2 separate regions of the Homo sapiens genome follow, and region 2 is linked to region 1. Evidence: chromatin contacts called from ENCODE Hi-C or POLR2A ChIA-PET data. All regions are on one chromosome and are shown on one strand. Each heading gives the region's core, a stretch centred on a gene start or an enhancer-like site at or near the end of the contact. The rest is flanking DNA. Distances are from core to core; before and after follow the strand shown. Region 1 holds the start of STMN1 (stathmin 1). Region 2 overlaps SLC9A1 (solute carrier family 9 member A1).

Evidence for each region. A loop is a pair of places that touch in the nucleus more often than their neighbours do. ChIA-PET counts read pairs that join two places held with the same protein, here RNA polymerase II (POLR2A). Pooled maps may share reads with other maps.
Region 2: a loop to region 1 is called in a pooled map, with 1.8 times the contacts of the local background. The contact joins the enhancer-like site here to the promoter of STMN1 in region 1. A Hi-C loop is called at or near these places in 1 of 50 pooled maps. POLR2A ChIA-PET finds 5 or more read pairs at or near these places in 3 of 52 experiments (HCT116, K562 and activated CD4-positive, alpha-beta T cell).

What each region holds. Positions count from the first base shown.
Region 1 is chr1:25,905,075-25,908,010 of GRCh38, reverse strand. It overlaps STMN1 (stathmin 1), which reads left to right and starts at 1,592. Exons shown (of 5, transcript NM_005563.4): 1 at 1,592-1,622. It overlaps MIR3917 (microRNA 3917), which reads left to right and starts at 1,557; the gene lies at 1,557-1,649. It overlaps LOC105376885 (a long non-coding RNA gene), which reads right to left and starts at 1,461. Exons shown (of 2, transcript XR_947102.1): 1 at 1,365-1,461; 2 at 1-975. RefSeq lists silencers at 1,350-1,659, 1,680-1,769, 2,160-2,579, 2,359-2,653.
Region 2 is chr1:27,130,606-27,133,618 of GRCh38, reverse strand. All of the region lies in intron 1 of SLC9A1 (solute carrier family 9 member A1), which reads left to right. Among named protein-coding and RNA genes, the nearest start is that of SLC9A1, 23 kb to the left of the region's middle. Within about 2 kb of position 1,323, at least 9 of the 41 ENCODE cell types and tissues checked have a DNase peak (open chromatin) inside an H3K27ac peak, as active enhancers do.

The DNA of each region.
Region 1 (2,936 bases), core at 343-2,842:
TTCTGTTCAGAAAAATGACAGACGGAAGCACCTAGCCATTTTGAAGCTAAGTTTGGTCTGAGAAGAAGCCTTTCAAGGCTCAGTATCTGAATTATTCCTGGTCCTGCTCACAGGCTAAGTGAAAACCACTTCGATTGGCTTGGGGGGGAGGCCGACCCCACACAAGGGCGATTGTTGGAAAAAATGCCGCAACAAGCATATTTCAGGCAACAGCGCATTGCTAATTGTTTGCTTTGTGTAGTGTGCTGCTGCTTGTATGATCCAGTTTTTATTGTCTTGGGCACCCCTTAGTTGTATTTTATCTCTGGCACATCCCTGGTGACTAACTAGGCATGAGAGTCTTTCTAAATTAGGACTGTTGTTTCAGGAAGGTTGGTCACATTTGTTTCTTGATTTGGGGAGATGCAGCTCATTAATAAAATAAAGATATCTCTTCTGCTTAGTCAAGATCTCAAAGCAGGTGTCTTGGTGTATTGACCACCAACCGAGGACACGGTCTTGGTCAGAGAATGGGAGGAGGCGGGGACCATGTTCATTTCATTTATTTTTTTCCCCTTTTTGTGAGAGAAAGGGCCAGTTATTCTAAGGCACGGTCAGACCAATTTCCTTTGTGCCTTTGCTGAGGTTCTGAGCTATCCAGGTCAGGGAGAACAGTGACCTTGTGGCTCCTTTTTCGATTTTTAAAAAGAACCCAGTGCTGCTCTGGGGAGCACGTGCTCTGAGAACAAAAGCAACACTTAACTGCAATCTGTGTAGTCTAGAACGGCTATTGCTCTTCCTCCCCTATCATCCGCAGAAGGCTTGGAAGAACAGATGGAGTCTGCATTTAAGCTGAGTGGCTTTGTTAGACCAAAGGCGATCAAATTCCAGAGCCCCACGCTTTCCCGCACAGGTCCCTGGTCACCGGCTCGGGAACCTGAGGATGCTGGCAAGAACGCACACAGTGAGGGAAGGGCCACGCCCGCGACCTGTGGGCTGAGTGGATTAGAAATTACGATGATGTCACAATATGGGTGACACGCCGGTGTCGGTGTAGGGTGCCGGGGGCAGGGGGCCCTGCAGGGGCGTGGAGTGGCATTGTGCTGTCACAGGGGCTCGGGCGTCTTAGGCACCCATGTGGGTGGCGCACTAGAAGGGGCACTGCTCTGTCCGAGTGCTGCCCTTGGGGCGAGGCGGGCATGTGGCTCTACAAGGTGGAGTCCAGGCGGCCAAAGTTTGGAAAGGTAGGGAAGGACCCCCCCGCCCTCCGCCTGCTCCGCCCTGCCCTTGTTCTCGAGAATGGGGAGCTGGTTCGGACCTAGTCCGGGGTCCACTGCCACGCCCTCTTCCACGGCGAGACCACCCCCCTAGTCCCAGGCCCACACCTGGGGATGCTCCCCAGGCGCCCTGCAACCCCCGGCATTGTCCTCCTGCCCTCCGGGACAGGACTACACTTCCCGAGGTGCTTCGGGGTCCCGGGGGGCGGCGCTCCACGCGGGTTGTGGGGGGCGGGGGCGGCACGTGCCGCCGCTCTCGGCCAATGCGGAGCCCCGCGCGGAGGTCACGTGCCTCTGTTTGGCGCTTTTGTGCGCGCCCGGGTCTGTTGGTGCTCAGAGTGTGGTCAGGCGGCTCGGACTGAGCAGGTGGGTGCGGGGCTCGGAGGAGGCGGCGGCTGGCTGAGGCCAGCAAGAGGGACGCGGTCGGCGGGAGGGGCTGGGCCGTGGCAGCGACCCCCTGCTGCAGGGCGGCGGGCGGGGCTGCGGGCCTCGGAGGGGTTGGTGGGCGGGGGTCGCTCCGCTTTGTGTGTGGCTCGGGCGGAGCCTCGCCTTTGTCCCCGCTCTCCGGGGGCGCGGCTGTTCGTGGGCAGGGGGCTGGGCGATCACCGGGCGTCCGCTCCGGGGTGCCGTCGAGGAGACAATAGGGGGCGTGGGCCCTCGTTTACCTCCCTCCCTCCCTCCCTTCCCTGCGGGCCCCGCCGGGTTCCCCATTGTCTGAAGGGACGGGGCGGTGCCCCAGGGACCAGCGGCTTTAGGACCAAACTGCGGGCAGCCAGGGCCGCGACCCTCCCTGCGACCGTCCCCTGGCGACCGCAGCTGGTGATTGAGGGGCGGCGCTCCCGGGCCCCACGAGGGTTCTTCTGTCTTCGCGGCCGGACGCGCGGACAGCGTGGGTGGCGGCAGGTTGGGCATGGGGACGGCGGGAGGCGGTGGCGAGCTCACCGCGGGACCACCCGGGGGCCTGTTCCCGGGGCCTGCCCCACCCGCTGAACTGTGAAGGGGGTGGTGGCGGCGGCCTGGAGGTGTTTTTGGCGGGAGTTGGGGGGGGCGTCCGCGCAGGGGGAGTCAGGCAGGGGCGGAGTTACCCGGATTGGACCGTTAGCCCCGCCCACCCCTCCCCTTCCCACGCGCGCGGGCTCCGGGGTGTTGAGTTCGGGGAGATTCGAAAAGGCGCGGGGAGGAAGGGGGCGGGGCCAGGGGCCGGAGCGCAAGGCGTGCTCTGATTGGCCGGGGGCGACCGGTCCTCTTTTCCTCGCCCGGACCAGGGCCACGCCCATCCTGGGTCCGGTGCTGCGTCTAATTCTCTGCTTTTCTTAAATCTTGTCGCTGCCTCTGATTTTAATTCCTAGCTTTTGGGAACCTGTCATCCTACGTTTTTGGTACTAGCTGGCGTCTACAAAAGTCATAATGTTAAAAAGATCAACAAGAGATACAGCATTTTTCATGACATAACGGCAGCAAATATAAGTCAAAATCTAGAGGTTCATAAACATTTTGCTTGCTGTTGGGCAAGGAAGCTTAAACCTGAGGGACAATAGGAGTTCAACATTATTGGTTACTATTAGCTTGGGCGTTTTCTTATCCACCACGTCAGACACAGACAAAGCAGGGGTGGGTATTTCATTTGCACAATGAGTTGTAGGCAGTATTAAGATGGCTCCGGGGGCACTGTTGAGTTGA
Region 2 (3,013 bases), core at 74-2,573, 1.2 Mb before region 1:
CCTTCCCGTCCTAACTACCTCTAAACCTGGGCCTCAGTTCCCTGCTCCCACCAGGCTCACTCCCATCCCCAAGAAGTCAAGCCAGGACCCCACTCCCTCACCTCTTAGTCAGATGAAGTCCTGGCTTTGAGTAGTCTCTTACACTTCTTCTAGCTCAGTGTTTGGGTCTCCTCAGCTTCAGGAAAATAAAGAGGGGGCCCCCATACTTATGAGATTACAACCTAGGTTGACGTCAAGAATCAGGAAATGGGCCAGGTGTGATGGCTCATGCCTGTAATCACAGCACTTTGGGAGGCCAAGCACAGGTGGGTCGCTTGAGGTCAGGAGTTTGAGACCAGCCTGGCCAACATGATGAAACCACATCTCTACTAAAAAATACAGAAATTAGCCGGGCGTGGTGGTGCATGCCTGTAATCCCAGCTGCTGGGGAGGCTGGGGCACAAGAATCGCTTGAACCCAGGAGACGGAGGTTGCAGTGAGCTGAGATCACACCACTGCACTCCAGCCTGGGCAAGAGAGTGAGACTCCGTCTCAAAAAAAAAAAAAGAATCAGGAAACAAAACCCTGACGGGCTTGGGCTAGGCCTTTGCCTCACCCACCCTGCTCCCTCCCAGGAAGCATTTGGCATGATAAGATTTCCATGGTACGGGGCCAGGTGGGTCCCACTCTCCCGGGTGTTTAGCTACCACGTCACAGTGCAGTACCAGGTACCAGGCAGTGGAAATGGCTCCTGGTGCTCCAGCGTCCGCCCTTCCCTGGAGCCACAGCTCATTAAGCAAGCACTGTGGCAATGATAATCAGGGAGCCAGGCGGGGCTGTCCGAAAGTGCCCTGTTGGCCTAGGGTGGGAGTTGGGGAGGGACTGCCAGCCCTGGTATCTGCTTTCAGGATGAGGTCATGGAGTGACACTCATTCCAGTGGCAGTGAACAGTGATGAGAAAAAGTCCTGCTCTAATTGTAGGAGGCACCCCCACCTCATGTTTCAGTACTTGCTTTGTCTGGTCCTATGCTAGGCTCTCTGCCTTCATCATTTTGAGTGGTCCTCACCTGACCCTGTGAGGAGGGGAGAGGCATCTTCATTTTAAAAATAAAGACCCTGATGTCCAGAGAGAGTAACTAACTTACCCAGGATCACACACACAAGAAAGCAGTGGAACCGGGTGACCTTGAATCCTAGGGAGTCAGGGCAAAAGAGCCATTTGAGGTCACATAGTCCATTCCCCTCATTATATGGCCGAGCAAACCCGAGACCCAGAGTGTCACTTCCTGAAAGAGGGTAGTATGGGGACTGGTGCTCAGGGACAGTGTTCTTTCCTCTCCATTGATGACAACAGTCACCATTATACTGAGGCCCCCAGCCTGCTCCTTTGAACATTCTGGGAGAACTGTGGTTATGTCCTCCTTTTGGAGAATTGAGAAAATACTCATCCAGATCATTTTCTCTGTGGCTCGTATGAGGAAGTAGTTGAGCATGAGTACCTGTCTGCTCTAGAGTCAGTTTCTGGGCTTGAGTCCTGCTTGGCCCTGTAACCTAGCCTCTCTGAGCCTCAGTTTCCTCATCTGTGATATTGGTGTGATAGCACCTACCTCTTTGAATAGTTGTGAGGATTAAGAAGCCTTCAATAAGTGTAGCCATAATTTTATATATATATATATATATATATATATATATTTTTTTTTTCTTCTTCTTCTTCTTTTTGAGACGGATTCTCCCTCTATTGCCCAGGCTAGAATGCAGTGGTGCCGTCTATGCTCACTGCAACCTCTGCCTCCTGGGTTCAAGCAGTTCTCCTGCCTCAGCCTCCCATGTAGCTGAGATTATGGGATTATAGGGGTGTGCCACCATGCCTGGATAATTTTTTTTTTTTTTTTTTGAGACAGAGTCTCATTCTGTTGCCAGGCTGGAGTGCAGTGGTGCGATCTCAGATCACTGCAACTCCACCTCCTGGGTTCAAGCAATTCTCCTGCCCCAGCCTTCTGAGTAGCTGGGACTACAGGCGCGCGCCACCACGCCCAGCTAATTTTTGTGTTTTGAGAAGAGACAGGGCTTCACCATGTTGACCAGGATGGTCTTGATCTCTTGACCTTGTGATCCACCCACCTTGGCCTCCCAAAGTACTCGGATTACAGGCATCAGCCACCGTGCCCTGCCTCTTTTTTTTTTTTTTTTTTTTTTTTTTGTATTTTTAGTAGAGACGGGGTTTCACCATGTTGGCCAGGCTGGTCTTGAACTCTTGACCTCAAGTGATCCACTCCCCCTAAGCCTCCCAAAGTGCTGAGAGTACAGGCGTGAGCCACCACACCCAGCCACTATCATTATTATTAACATCCCCATTTCAACTGGACGCTGCGTGACAGGGCTCGTTAGAACCATGGTCTGGGGGTGGGTGGCAAAAAAGAAAAAAGAACCACGGCTCTTGCCTGAATTCTTGACCCTCCTTGTCCTGCCCAGTGGTGGCTGCTTCCCCAGTTCTGGCTGCCCCAGGCATCTCCCCTGCCCTGCTGGAGGGAGGCATGTACACCTTGTGCCAGTGCCATGTGTGGGATCACACGATGGGCCCTGCCCAGTCTCAGCAGCCAGCACAGGCCAGGCGGAAGTGGGCACTGACAAAGGCTTCCTTATCTCCTTCCTGGGCATGGGGCACTTCTATGGGGTGAACTGGTTGGCAGACAAGTAGGCAGGCAGGCAACCTCTCAGCCTGCCTGGAGCCCTTGGCCCTTTGTGCTCAGCTTATCACCAGTGGGCTCTAGAACCTGTGCCCTGAGGACCAGAGTGCCAGCAGGAAGCAGTTAACCAGGCCCGGCTTGAGGGCAGAGCTTGGCTTCTGGGATCAAATACCAGTTTGGTTGTTTCCTGGCTGTGTGTCATTTGAGCTAGTTCATTAAGCTCTGAGCCTCAATTTCTCTACTGGAAAATTGAAACAGTAGTGTCTACCTCATGGCATTGCTGAGGCTAAATGAGAAGGCACAGGGCTTCGTAGTAATTCTCCCTTCCCACAGTGGCATGTGCTGGA